Regions from separate parts of the Homo sapiens genome. Here region 2 is linked to region 1. Evidence: read pairs that join two places in POLR2A ChIA-PET (ENCODE). Cell type or tissue: MCF 10A. All regions are shown on one strand. Links, peaks and the distances in the headings refer to the core of each region. The heading gives the core; the rest is flanking DNA.

The links. ChIA-PET counts read pairs that join two places held together with the same protein. Peaks named below come from ENCODE experiments on the same cell type or tissue, not always from the same donor. Only the 100,000 strongest peaks of a DNase experiment are listed, where the experiment ranks them.
Region 2: POLR2A ChIA-PET joins it to region 1 with 5 read pairs; 2 of 35 experiments call an interaction of 5 or more read pairs at or near these places.

The regions. Positions count from the first base shown.
Region 1 is chr11:111,623,238-111,630,733 of GRCh38, forward strand. All of the region lies in intron 3 of SIK2 (salt inducible kinase 2), which reads left to right. Among named protein-coding and RNA genes, the nearest start is that of SIK2, 25 kb to the left of the region's middle. In MCF 10A, for the core only: no CTCF peak of the experiment used is centred there; no DNase peak of the experiment used is centred there.
Region 2 is chr11:111,915,068-111,922,563 of GRCh38, forward strand. C11orf52 (chromosome 11 open reading frame 52) reads left to right here and starts at 3,846. Exons shown (of 4, transcript NM_080659.3): 1 at 3,846-3,937. The coding sequence starts at 3,906. HSPB2-C11orf52 (HSPB2-C11orf52 readthrough (NMD candidate)) reads left to right here. Exons shown (of 5, transcript NR_037651.1): 2 at 3,611-3,937. It also overlaps a transcript of CRYAB not described here. RefSeq lists an enhancer at 3,678-3,972. In MCF 10A, for the core only: no CTCF peak of the experiment used is centred there; a DNase peak (open chromatin) is centred at 3,804.

The DNA.
Region 1 (7,496 bases), core at 2,492-4,991:
ACTGTTTTTTAATGCCTTCCATGTCTTTACTGATCTTTCTGAACATCTAGAATCCAGTTATGATAATTTTTAATGTCCATGTCTGCTGATTTCCAGCATCTCTGTCAGTTCTAGGTTGGTTTTGATTGGTTGATGTTTCTCCTCAGTTTTGGTTACATTTTCCTATTTCATTACATGTCTGGTAGTCTTTGATTGGATGCTAGACATTGCCAATTTTACCTTGAGCACCACATATTTTTGTGTTACTTTAGGTTTTCTTGAACTTTGTTCTGGGATGCAGTTAAGCCTACTTGGAAACAGTTTGATCCATTTGGGTCTTGCCTTCATAATTGAAACAGTGCTCAGTCTGGGTCTAGTTACTTCCCACTTCTGAGTACTCTACTCAATGCCCCATGAATGCTGAGGTTTTTTGGCCTGACAAGTAGGAACAGGCACCATTCCTGGCTTTGTGTAAGCACCAGGCAGTGTTCTCTCTCAGCCTCTCAGATGGTTTTTTCTCTGGCCTCTGGTGGTTTTCCCTCACACGTGAGCCAATCAGCACTCTCCTGAGTGCTCAAGGGACGGATCCCTCTGCAGACCTTTGGACTTCTTTCTGTGTGTAGCTCACTCTTATCTGGGACTCTCAGCATTGTCTACTCAACTCAAAGACATTGCTGGGCCACACCTGGGTTTCCCCTCCCTGTGCTGTGGCGTAGAGATTCTCTCAAGGCATTAGTTGGAACATTCATGGTCTCGCCTCATTTGTCACCTGTTGCTCAGGGTTCACTTTCCTTTGCCTGATGTCCAGTGTCTTATAAACCATTCTCTCATGTATTTTGTATTTTTGTTGTTGAAGATGGGAAGGTTGTTTCAGGCTGGAGGACAAATCTATCTTAGCCAAAAGCAGAATTATTTAGTCCTTTCAAATGTGTTATTAATTTAAGGTATTTTAAAGAGAAAGAACCATATGCACTTCTATAGTTTTGAAAAATACACTATTTGCAGTAGGATTCTAAATAAATAGTTCTGACTAAACTCATTGTATTTCAGAAAAGTTGTCTGTTTCCCTCTTTTGCTTAATTTTTTCTTTTATATGCTACTACTTAATAAGCTTATTTTAATTCTTAAAATATTTGTTTTAGCTAGCAGCATCTTGACTGATGCTATAATAGGCTGTTATGGGCTTTGAAGCTAAGCAAATCTGATTTACAATGCCGGCTATACCATATTAATTGTTAACATTACTTTGGGCAGGTTTCTTTCCTTTTCTTCCCTTTTTCCTCTTTATTCATTTTATTTTTCTTGCCTTTCTTTCCTATTTCTTACATTCACTTATTCATTCATTTATTCAGTCTTTCAAGAAATCCTTATTGAAAACCAATTACTTGTCACACACTGTTATGTGGTAAGAAAACTGCAATGAAGAAAATAGACAAAAATCTCTACTCTTTTACATTCTAGTTTGGGAGAGAGAAACAAAATAGCTGAATTATGTAGTAGATTAGATAGTGATGAGTGCTATGTAAATAATAAAGCAAGGCTGGTTGGTTGGGAGGCATGGGAGTTGATTGCAAAATTAAATAGAGTGGTCAGAGGCTGGTTGGTTGGGAGGCATGGGAGTTGATTGCAACATTAAATAGAGTGGTCAGAGAAGGCCTCGCTGGCATTTGAGCACAGACTTTAAAGCACAGTCATGTCGATATGGTAGAACAGAGATTACCCAGGGAGAGGGAAGAATAAATGCAAATCCCTGAGGCAGCAGTGTGCTTGGTGTGTCCAAGGGGTAACAGGGAGGCCAGTATGGCTCAAGAGGAGCAAGCAAGAGAGAAGAGCAAGGAGGAAGAACAGTAGAAGAGGAGGTCAGAGGGTAAATGAGAGGCAGGAGTAGGGCAGATTTGGGGGCATTGTGTAGGCCATTAGAAGGATTTTGACTCTTACATGAATAAAATTAGGGAACCATTTTCGGCTGGATTTCAGCACAGAAGTGACTGCATCTAATGTATCATTTTAAAAGCATCACTCTGGCTGCTGTGTTGAGAATGGGAAAGGGTGGAGACAGGGAAACCAGGTAGGAAGCTGTTGGAGTAGTTCCAGTGAGGGGTGTTGACAGCCCAGACCGGGGAGTAGCAGTACAGGTAGTCCTAAGTGGTCAAACTCAGAATATATTTTGAAGTACAATCAGTAGGACTTCTCGACAGGTGGAGACTACCTAAGTAATAGGTATAATTATGGAAGAGGCCAAGATCTGATCCCTGAGGCATTTAAACATTAAAAGATTTAGAAAAGAGGAGAAACTAGCAGAAGAGACAGAGGAGGAAGAAAACCAAGAGAATGTGGTATCCTAGAAACCAAGTGACCAAAGTATTCTCAGAAGGATCAAGTGAACATCTGTGACAAATGATGCCGATAGATCAAAAATGATGAGGAATGACAGTTGACCATTGTATACTGCAGTTTGGTAAGAGCAGTTTTGGTGGAGTGACTGGGCCAAAAGCTAGATTGAAGGGGCTTACAGAGCAAATGAGAGAAGAAAAATGGAGAGAGCAAAATAGACAACCCTTTCAAGGAGTTCTGCTGCAAAAAGGGAAAAAAGAAATGAGGTAGTAGGTAGAGGCAATGAGTCAAGAGAAGGATTTTTAAGCCTTTGCCCATTGGAACATTTTTAAAGCTTTGGACTGTAGTTTTACAAGTAAAGTAGAAATAGCTGTTACATGTTAGGCATCATTTCTATGAAAATAGGATAGTCTAAATTGTTCTTTCTTGCTAAGATCTTTGAAACAAATTTGGATTACATTGTTTTATACACATTGAGACATAATTTGGGGATTTTTAAATGTATAAGGTTTATATTTAAAGTAAAATCTCTAGGGTAAATGGTCAATTGGAGTTCTGGAAAGAAGAATCTGATGTCCACAGAAAAGTTGGACAGTGAATGCTATTATCTTATTTTCCACTCTTGGGTACAGTTAATTTCTTGACCATTGAAGATAATGAGTAATAGAATTAATTTAAAAAGATCATGAAATCTTTGGATAGTCTTCACTAGTTTGGAAGGGAAGAAGCTGAATTTAAAGGAGATGTGGAGATCATTTAGTTCAATTTGTTTTTATTTGCCTTGACTTTGTCATACAGCTTGAAGCCCAGCAGAACTCATGATCTTTTTTTTTTTTTTACAAAACTATTTCTCTCTTTTCCCTTACTTGGCTTAAACTGGAAACCTTGATGTCAGTATTGATTCCTTTTCCTTCCTACCTGAATGAGGTTTTGAATCCTGCCTATTCTACTTCCTAAGTATTTCTCTAGGAGGTCCCCATCTCTATAACCACTGTTAATGCCTCAGGTTAGGGTCCTCACTCTTCCTTCTCTGTATGTTGTGTCATTATCTCCTAACTGATCTATTTTTCATTTTCTTCAGAATTGTCTTTCTGAATCACAAACGTAATCATGTTGCTTTTATTTATTTTCTGAGTTTTCTAGTAATGACCATTAACTACAAAAAAAAAAAAGTAATTTTGAAAACAAGGTAATGGCCTGCAAACAGTTTTCAGTAGGATTAATGCTCAGTGTACTGTACTCTGTTATCATGTACTTTATTACCATGGGCCCTTAAACATGCCTTGCTCTTAATTACTCTTTATAAGGAAGATTCCTTATACTGCTCCATGCTTCAGAGCTGTTTTAATGTTACACAGCAACCCTGTTTTAATTTTTCCATGTGGTCAGTTAAAAGAGTTGGGCATTATGCCAAGAGTTGAAGGTAGAAGAAAAAGAGATTGGTGCCCAAGAAGGGTAAGGATAAGGAATCCAACTAAGAAGGCGGGAGGCACAGGGAGCCTAGGAGAAACTAAGATGTAAATGGGCAAAAAATTGTTGCCTATATATGAAATATATAGGGAAGAAAAAGCATAGTAAACTGTAGATTCAGGTAGGCACAAGCACGGAATGGTCTGGTAGCCAGCCCGTTTCTGACATGGAGCCCATGAAGATATTAAAATAGAAATGAGAAGATTCCATCCAAATAACATTAATCAAGTAGTGAAAAATATGTACATTAGTCCCCCCTATCAGAGGGGACTTTCAGCGGTTTCACTTACCTGAGGTCAACTATGGCCTGAAAATATTAAGATATTTTGTGAGAGACCACATTCATATACCTTTTATTACAGTATATTGTTATAATTGTTCTATTTTAGTATTGTTGTTGTTAACCTCTTACTGTGCCTAATTTACAAATTAGCTTTATCATAGGTATGTTTATCCAGGAGAAAACATAGTACATATAAGGTTTGGTACTGTCTGCAGTTTCAGGCATCCACTGGAGGTCTTAGAACACAGCCCCTGCAGATAAGCGGGGACTACTGTATAAGATTTTAAGTGAATTAAGCCCAAAATGTTTTAAACCAATTGGAGACTTAGATGGAAAAAAAACCATAGATAAACAGTAGTTAACTTTGTACTTTGAACTGTATATTAAGATTTCAGGTTTATAACTTCAGAGTCAGTCTTTATTTAACTTTACAAGTATTCCTTTATTGCTTACTCTGTGCTGGGAGGGTGTTATGTTCCCAATGTTTTTTTCATTGTTAGTTTTGTATTTAGTTGGCCAGCAGATCATACTCTGTTCTTGCAAAATGACTTGAAATTAAATCCTTCTGTTTCCCCAGTCATCACCCTGCCCTAAGCTTTCAACACTTCATGTCTTAATTAGCGAATCCTTCATGTTTTACCATTCTCTCTTTCTTCTCTAGTCAAGTACATTTTATATAATTCCTGTTTAATCTTCCTAAAGTATTATTTTTATTATATTACAACTGTGTTCAGTAACTTTCACTCACCTTCCTATTGCTCATTGGATAAAATCCAAACTCCTCAGTTTGCAAATAGGGTAGCTGCCCTAAGTGAATGGATGTGTCCAACTATTCCTCGCATAGGTCTATTTATTTAATATTATCCGTAGGTATGGACAACCAAATTGCCGAGTATAGTGTCTGCTTCATTATAAACCAACCTTCCTTTCTTTCTGTTTGTGTCTCTTGGGCTTATCTATCTTCCAAGTTTTTATTTTTGCAAAAGTTAAACATTTACTAGTATTAGTTTAAGGAGTCAAATAATTGTGCAAAGTTTGTTACGGATGATACAGTCCCCATGCTCCTGCCACTCCTCCCCCATTTTCTCCTCTTTAGAGGCAACCGCTTTCATATCTTTCTTTCTTTCTTTCTTTCTTTCTTTCTTTCTTTTTTGAGACAGGATCTCACTCTGTCACCCATTCTGGAGTGCAGTGGCGCAATCACAGTTCACTGCAGCCTCGACCTCCTGGGCTCAAGCAATCCTCCTAAGTAGCTGGGACTACAAGTGTGTGCCACCATGCCAGGCTAATTTTTAAATTTTTTTGTAGAGATGGGATCTTGCCATGATGCCCAGGCTGGTCTCCAGCTCCTGGGTTCAAGTGATCCACATGCCTCAGCCTCCCAAAGCACTGGATTACAGGTGTGAGCCACTGCAACTGGCCTACTTTCATTTATTTTAGCTGACTAATTTAAACCTACCTTCATTTCCCTAAATAATGTGCTTGTACTGGTATTTCTGGATTTTTTTTTCTATTTTAGACACAATCTTTTGAATCTCTTGGATTCTTCCCCTATCCCTATATGTAAGAGGCATATTTTAGAGAGTCGTATAAAGACCAGTTGTGGGAAACCTTAAGTATTAGGAGTAGGAGAAGGGGTTAGGATCTTTATTAGAATGGCCATCTGAGAGCCAGGAAGTGATGATGCCTATAAGGGAGTTTTTTAGGAAGATAAATCCAGCAGTGGTGTGTCAGCTGAATTAGAGGAGGAGAAAAGAAGCCATTTAGGAGTACTTTAATTGTTTAGATGTGAGAGGCTGAATGTTTGGGTTAAGATGTTAGTTGTCAGAATCATGAGAAAAGGTTTTAAGCAAGAGGCATTTCTAATTCTAAAAATAACAACTACTGTTATTTATTGAGCACTATCTTTTTGTTGGGTACTGTCTAAAGTACTTGATTTATTTTTTAAAACCTTACAAAAAACTTACAAGGTAGGTACTGAAAGATTCAGTAATTTGTTCAAAGTCACACAGCAAATAAGCAACAGACTCTGGATTTGAACCAGGCAATCCTAGAGCCTGTACTGTTAGTAATTATACTTTAGCACCTGTCAAGAATTCCTGTTGAGTGTCAAGAAGCAAACACCAAGTTAGGATTTAAAGCAAACATGATTGAAGAATACTGTGGTGTGGTTGACAGTAGTGCCTAAGTCTGTTTTCAGAGTGAAAAATGACAAATTAGATTTTAAGTATGGTTTGGAGATAATATCAGGACAGTTAGTTTGCTACGGACAATTGATAGTTGAAAATATGGGAGCAAATGAAATTCAACAGATAATTAAATTCAACCATAAAAAGACAACCCAATTTAACAATGGACAAAAGACTGGAACCAGACAAAAGATATACAAATGGCCAAAAAGCACATGAAAAATTACTCAACGTTTTTAGTCATCAGAGAAATGCAAATTAAAAACCACAGGGAGATATCATTTCACATCAGTTAGACTGATTAAAATTGAAAAAACTGACAACAATAAATTTTAGGCTGTGAAGCAACTAGAACTCTCATACATTGCTGGTAGGAATGTAAAATGGTACAACCAGTTGGGAGAACTGTTTGGCAGTTTCTTATGAAGTTAAACATGCATATACCCCATCACGCAACAATTCAATTCCTAGGTATTTGCCCAAGAAAAATGAAAACAAGTGTCCATAAAACGATTTTGAGAAGAATGCAAATTTTTATAGCAGCCTTTTTTCACAGTCACGCAAAGTCGGATCAACCCAAATGTCCATCAGTGGGAAAATGTATCCAGAACAAATCGTAGTATAGTAATACAAAGGCAGATGATTCAAAAAGGAAATGAACTATTTATGCATGCAACAACATGCATACATCTTACAGACATGTGCTAAGTAAAAGAAGCTGGACACAAAAGAGTACAGATTATATATGGTTCTATTTACGTGAAATTCTATAACAGTCAACACTAATGGATAGTAATGAAAGCTGGAAAGTTGCCTCCAGGGAGAGGGGAGAACTGACTGGAGAGGGACAAGAGAGAACTATCTTGGGTGATGGAAATGGAAATGTTTTATTTTTGTTTTGAATGGTGGTTATACAGAATATACAATTACCTCATATAGTTAACCATCTAAGAGTTTGCATCTTATTGTATATAAATCATACTTCAGTAAATCCTTGTCTCTCTCAAAAAAAAAAGGAGAGTTTAGTAATAGAAGTATAGATTTGAGGATTACCTGAATAGAAGTGATCAATGAAGCTGTAATAATGAGATTTCAGAATTAAGAAGGCTAAGAAGTGAGTTGGTTATGCCTTTTATTAGAAGCAGGTGGAAGAAAGGAATTGATGGAGTAGAAGAGTGGCTTGGGAAATATGGACAGTTTCTTTCCTGATTAGCCAAAGGAGCTTGGAATGAAGTGGGGGT
Region 2 (7,496 bases), core at 2,655-5,154, 290 kb after region 1:
TCAAAAAAATTAAATTGAATTGAATTAAATTAAGTGGTTGTTTCTTAACTTTTGGGAGTTATAGACCCTTCTGAAAATCTGACAAAAGCTATAGCTGCTCTTACCAGAAAAATACATATGCTCCCAAATTTGGCAATACAATTTGAATAGGTTCCCACAACTCTTAAGACCCATTCACATACCCCCCTTAGGGATCTGTGGACCTCCAGGATAACAGAACTCACTTGAGGAATTCGACTTTTGGTTAAAAGATTGCTGTCTATTAAAAATGAAAGCATGCCCCAGAGAAATAACATTTGACATATTTAACTGTTCATTCATTCATTCAGTAAATATTTATCAAACCTCATGTAATACACCTTGGGGGATATACATTGTAAATATAAATTATAAAAACTATTAGCTTTTATTGTCAACTTTCCAGAATCTAGTTGAGAAGAAAAATAATAAGAAAAGGATTCTACTTAGACTTCAACCAAAATAGCTTCACATTGATATGTTTTGTAACTGAGCTTTATTTAAAGGAAAGGGTTTCCTAGCTATAAGAAATTTGAAAACTTCTGATTTAGTCCAAATCCCCTCTCCATTCAAATGCTTTTAAAGTTATTAATCAACTTATTCGGGGACATTCTGAATAACAGACAACTTAGAACTTCTCACGGTAGTCGTTTCCATGTTCTTTCTTTTCTTTTTTAGACAGGGTCTTGTTCTGTTGCTCAGGATGGAGTGCAGTGGCATGATCATGGCTCACTGCAGCCTCAACCTCCCTTGCTCAAGCAATCCTCCTGCCTCAGCCTCCTGAGTAGCTGGGACTACAGGTGTGTGCCACCACGCCTGGCTAATTTTTTACTTTTTCTGGAGATGAGGTCTCGCCTTGTTGTCCAGGCTGGTCTTGAACTCCTGGACTCAAGCAATCCTCTATCCTTGGTCTGCCACAGTACTGGGATTACAGGTGTGAGCCTCTGTACCTGGCCTTCCATTTTCTTTTTGGTCTTAACTGACTTAACCGTTATAAATTCCTCCTTTTGTTGAATCAAAATCTGCATTTCAGTAACTTCTCTGGAAAACAAACACAATGGTTTTTTCACTGAAAATCCTTCTGATATTTAAAGATAACCATCCTGTCTTCCTGAGGCTTCCCTTTCCCAGCTAAACATGCCTAGTTCTTTTTTTTTTTTTTAAGACAAAGTCTCTCTCTGTCACCGAGGCTGGGTGTACAGTGGTGTCATCTCCCCTCACTGCAACCTCCTCCTCCTGGGCTCAAGCAATCCTCCCACCTCAACCTCCTGAGTAACTGAGGCTACAGGCATGCGCCACAACACCTGGCTAATTTTTTGTAGAGACTGGGTTTCGCCATGTTGTCCAGGCTAGTCTTGAACTTCTGGCCTCAAGCAATCTGCCCACCTCGGCCTCCCAACACATTGGGGTTACAGGCGTGAGCCACCACACCCAGCCATGCCTTGTTCTTTCAACCATATCATACAGCACTTTCCACATCACATATTACCCAGATAACTTTATTTTGAACATACTGCCTTTTGACAACGTAACTTGAAATTCAACATCTAGACCTAAAATTATTATTCCAGTCATGGATTGACTGGTACAGACTTCAGTGGAATAATCAATATCCTTGTTTATCACTTCAGGCTTCTATTAATGCTGCTTTAGGCATATGAGGTTTTCTGGCTACCACAATGGTCTATTCCTCTATTGATTTCTTTGGAGTTTCTGGTCATCTAAAAATCCCTTAGGTGATTTCCTTTCCTTTTCTTTTCTTTTCCTTTTTTTCTTTTCTTTTTTTTTTTAGAGACAGAGTCTCACTCTGTCACCCAGGCTGGAGTAAAGTGGTGTGATCACAGCTCACTGCACCCTCAAACTTTCTTGCTCAACCCTCCTACCTCAGCCTTCTGAGTAGCTGGGACTACAGGCACACATCACCACACCTGGCTAATTTTTCAGTTTTTATACTTTGTAGAGATGATGGGTTGTTGCTATATTGCCCAGGTTGATCTTGAACTCCTGGGCTCAAGCGATCCTCTTGCCTCAGTCTCCCAAAGCAGTGGGATTACAGGCATGAGCCAAGCCACTGTGTAAACCCAGCTGCTTAGGTGCTTTTTAAAACATTACAGAAGGGGTGACTAAAAAGGAACCAGATTATGGAGGGCTTGGAGTGCCAGGCTAAGCAGTTTGAACTGTATCCTGTAGGTGATAGGAAATCATTAATGGCTTTTGAACTGGGAGGAGAAGGAGTGGGTAACAAGATGAAAAGGATACAGTTAATGGTAGAGTAGAGTACAGAATGGATTGCATGGAAGAAGCATGGCCATGAAATAGTGCAATGATTGGGGCACAAGAAAAGAAAGTAAGATGTGGGAACCAGGCGTGGTGGGAGGGTCACTTCAGGCCAGAAGTTCAAGTCCAGCAGGGGCAACATAGCAAGACCCTATCTTGGCCAGGTGTGGTGCCTCACACCTGTAACCCCAGCACTTTGGGAGGCTGAGATGGGAGGATTGCTTGAGGCCAGGAGTTCGAGACCAGCCTGGTCCACATAACAAGACCCCCATCTCACATTAATTTAAAAAAAAAAAAAAAGACCTTGTCTCTAAAAAGATTTTTTTTTTTTTAATTAGCTAGGCACAGTGGTGTGAGCCTGTAGTCCCAGCTACTCGAGAGGCTGAGGGGGGAGAATCTTTTGAGCGTAGGAGTTTGAGGTTGCAGTGAGCTAGCCACTCAACTCCAGCCTGGGTGACAGATTGAGACCCTGTCTTTAAAAATAAAAGAAAGAAAGAAAATAAGATGCTTTGTAATAATAACAACAATGCCTAACTCTTACTGAGTGTGTCCCATGTGCCAGGCCCTGCACTAGAGCTTTATTTTTCACCACAATCCTGTAAGATTGTCACTCTTACCCATGTTTCATAAGAGGAGGAGTTCAAAGTCCAGGGTATTCTCTGTGGAGTGCAGAGCTGAGTGGTGGGCCCTGAACATCCACTTAAAGGACAATAACCAGGCATCCGAGGAAAACACTAAAAATGGGGTGAGAGAACTGAACACAAGAATGATGGGTTTCACAGATTCTCGTAGAGCCCATATTTTCTACTGGTGAGTGCGGGTGAGTCTAACTTTGGGTTACTGGAAGGAGACGCAGAGTTGAGGGGTAAGTGGAGAATCAGTAGTTCTGAACTGTGGATAAGGAAATGAGTGGTTAAGAAGTGCTGAGGCCATCCTGATCATAGAATCATCTGATTTTATACCAGAAAGGGGATTAGATTCAGTTTTTTTCATTTCACAGCCCTAGAAACTTAGGCCCTATAAAGGTTAAGTGATTTGCCCACATCGATTTCAAATAGCAAGGGAGAATATATGAGGAACCCATTTCCCCAAACTTAAGTTTCCAAGAGACTCCAGTATCCCAACCCAGATTCTGTACAAAAATAATAAGAAACTGGTACCAATTGCCTCGAAAGTGAAACTCAGTTAAACCTGAGTGGTGCTGAGCAAACTACTACATTAGGCACTCATCTATTATAGAGGATATATTTCAAAGACAGAGTGATGTAATGGAGAAGCATTTCGTAAGGAAACCAAGAGCCCTTTTCTATCTCAGGTTTCTTTTTATTGAAGCTTGAAGCTCAAGTTCATGGCTTCATCAAAAGACGCTTCAAATCCTGAAGTTGAGATAGCTCTCACCTGGAGCCCGTGTGTTGTTCTACCCTTTGGCTGGGAACACAGTCACCTGGGAATCATTCCAGCAGGTGGCTTCAAAAGTCCAACCTGCTAGGTTGAAATCTGACACTGACACAGACTCCGGGAGCTGCCGCGGAAAGCTCAACCAGGAACCCGGAAATGCACAAGCCTCTTGATGCATAAAAACAGCTGGGCTCCCTTGGAGACAGAGCGCCATGGGAAACCGGGTCTGCTGCGGAGGAAGCTGGTGAGTAGGCTGGAAGGGCAAAGGGGAACATCTATCTCTGTTGGTGGATGTAGAGGCCCCGAAAATCAGAGGACCTGGAGATAGTTGTCTGCCAGCCTCCCACTGCCACCTTCCTCTGCCTGGTACCTCCTTGTTCCAACACCAGAGCAGCACCTCCTTTCAGGAGGCCTTAGAAGACAGAGCCAAGTGGCTGGGCGCGGTGGCTCACGCCTCTACTCCCAGCACTTTGGGAGGCCGAGGCCGGCGGATCACGAGGTCAGTAGATCGAGACCATCCTAGCCAACATGGTGAAACCCCGTCTCTACTGAAAATACAAAAATTAGCTGGGCATGGTGGCGCGCACCTGTAGTCCCAGCTACTCGGGAGGCTGAGGCAGGAGAATCGCTTGAATCCGGAAGGCGGAGGTTGCAGTGAGCCGAGATCGCGCCACTGCACTCCAGCCTGGCAACAGAGCGAGACTGTCTCAACAACAACAACAACAAAAAAAAACAGAGCCAAGCTAGCTGTCTGCGGAATGGCCAGAGCAGGGCAGGAATATTGAACCGGCATTGTTTTTCTGTGCCCTCTTCCTCCCTTTCCCCTTCTTTCCCTTTCTTCCTGGATGAGAGTAATAATTGTAGCACTTGAGAGCTTTCTATGTGCCAGACATTTTACAGTCTCATTTAATTTTTCCAATACTTTATGAGGTAAATGGTTTTGCCCCTCCTCCTATTTTACAGTCAGCTGAGAAACTGAGGCTCAGAGAAATTAACTAACTTGCCTAAGGTCACATGGCTGGTAAGCAAGTAAACCAAGATTCCAACTGAGGCCCACCTGACTTCAGAGGCCACCTTTTGAACCACTGCATAATATTGCCTCTTAGATCAAGCAAGTCAACTTTGAAGCAATGTTTATTTAAAAGGGCAGAAGTGCCAGGCGTGGTGGCTCACGCCTGTAATCCCAGAACTTTGGGAGGCCGAGGCGGGTGGATCACGAGGTCAGGAGATCGAGACCATCCTGGCTAACACGGTGAAACCCCATCTCTACTGAAAATACAAAAAATTAGCCGGGCGTGGTGGTGGGTGCCTGTAGTCCCAGCTACTCGGGAGGCTGAGTCAGGAGAATCCCTTGAACCCAGGAGACGGAGCTTGCAGTGAGCCGAGATTGCACCACTGCACTCCACCCTGGGTGACAGAGCAAGACTCCGTCTCAAAAATAAAATAAAATAAAATAGAATAAAATAAAATAAAATAAATTAAAGGGCAGAAGTGGTCGGATGCAGTGACTCACACCTGTAATCCTAGCACTTTGGGAGGCTGAGGCAGGCAGATGACTTGAGGCCAGGAGTTCAAGACCAGCCTGGCCAACATGGCAAAACACCATCTCTACTAAAAATACAAAAAAATTAGCCAGGCATGGTGGCACACGCCTGTAATCTGAGCTACTTGAGAAGCTAAGGCACGAGAATCCCTTAAGCTTGGGAGACAGAGGTTGCAGTGAGCTGAGATTGCGCCACTGCAGTCCAGACTGGGCAACAGAGCGAGACTATGTCTTGAAAAAAAAAAAGAAAAGGAGTTTGAGACCAGCCTGGGCAACATAGGGTGGCCCCATCTCTACAAAAAAATTAAAAATTAGCTAGGCGTGGTGGTGCGTGCTTGTAATCCCAGGTACTTGGGAGGCTGAGGCAGGAGGATCACCTGAGCCCTGGGGGTAGAGGCTGCAGTGAACCATGATCACACCACTGCACTCCAGTGTGGGTGACAGAATGAGACCCTGTCTCAAAAATGAAAATAAAAATAAAAGGGCAGAAGTAGGAAAAAGAAGAATATCCATGGAATATCTGAATATGACTTTCACACTTATTTACTATGTGACCATAGGTAATAAGTCCCTTAATTTCTCTGTATCCATCCTCACATGTAAAATGTAGATAATACATCCTACATTGTGTAGATCACAGGCTTATTTTGAAGAGCAAAGGATATAGCGTATGTGAAAACCTCATAATAAATTATCTGTGGGGTTGTTACTATTCTTTCCCAGAATTTTCATCACTGCCATGCCGTAAATTCCTGGTCCTGGTTTTATTCTGTCTACTGCCTTCCATGCCTGGGGCAGATCTGGAAGATGTCATGTTATAAATAAAGCATCATTATATTTAGATAGACAAGTGAAGTGCATTGGAAAACACACAGGTTTTGGAGTAGTACATTGGATTCAAGTCCTGCCCTACTACTCATTCATTTATCCATTCATTTATTAAACAGTGTTTATTGAACATGTACTACAGGCACAGTGATAGACACAGAAGACATAGTAATAAAAGGACATTTGGTCCCTGCCTTGTTGAGTAAGAAATACCCTGAAGGTCCAACATTTGGTAACTGTCTAAATACATGGCATATCCAATTAATGGGAAATACGTAGCCACTTCATAAAGAATGTTGGAAGAACACCTAACATCATGGAAAATTTTACTCTTTATTAAGTTAGTAAAAAAGGCCCTTCATTAACCCGTCTGTAAAATGGGAACAAAAATATGTGTTTCCTGGAATGTCAGGATTGAAAAAATAAAGCACCCTTTAAACTCTGAGGTGCCCTATAGACATAGGACATCTAGAAGCACAGAAAAGCTTCTAGAGAAGGAGATGTAACAGCTTCTTTTATTCTCTTTCTTCCCAAGTGTTGGTATTCTTTTTTCATTACTGATTAGTTCTCTGATGGTGATAGTCATTAGTGGTCAACTTTTACTCATGCTTATTATATGCTAGGAACCATGCTAAGTATTTTACATTTCCTGTTTTATTTAATCCTTACAATAATCCCATGAGGTCTGAATTATATTATCATACTCATTTTTTTTTTTTGAAACAGAGTTTTGCTTTATCTCCCAGTATGGAGTGCAGTGGCACAATCTTGGCTCGCTGCAACCTTAGCCTCCCAGGTGTAAGCGATTCTCATGCCTCAGTCTCCCTAGTAGCTGGCATTACAGGTGCGTGCCACCACGCCCAGCTAATTTTTGTATTTTTAGCAGAGACGGGGTTTCACCTGTTGGCCAGGCTGGTCTTGAACTCCTGACCTCAAATGATCCACTCACCTTGGCTTCCCAAAGTGTTGGCATTACAGGCGTGAGCCACCGCACCTGGCCTATCATACCTCATTTTATTAATAAGAAAACAGAAGCCCAGAGAAGTTAAAAATTTGCTGAAGTTCTCACAGCTATTCTGACCTCATCAGTCTGACTCTAGAGCCCATTCTAGAGACACTATACCAAATAGTCTAACCAAAATCTTTTTTTCCTCTTCAAATACTAGTAGGATTGAATAAAACTTTGTTCTCTATTTTTTGTTATCTCAATAAACCTCCAGAGGCTTAAAGATATTATGGCAATTGAAGATATTTTTATTTTAAAATATTCTTTATTGTTATTGTTTCTGATTACAAAGGTAATAATCATTCATTGCAGAAAATTTAACTTCTGCAACGAGCAGAAAATAAAAAGCACCATAAATAAAGCACCCAGAGATGATGGGAACATTTTAGTGTATTTCCATATATTTTTTAAATGTGCACAGTTTTT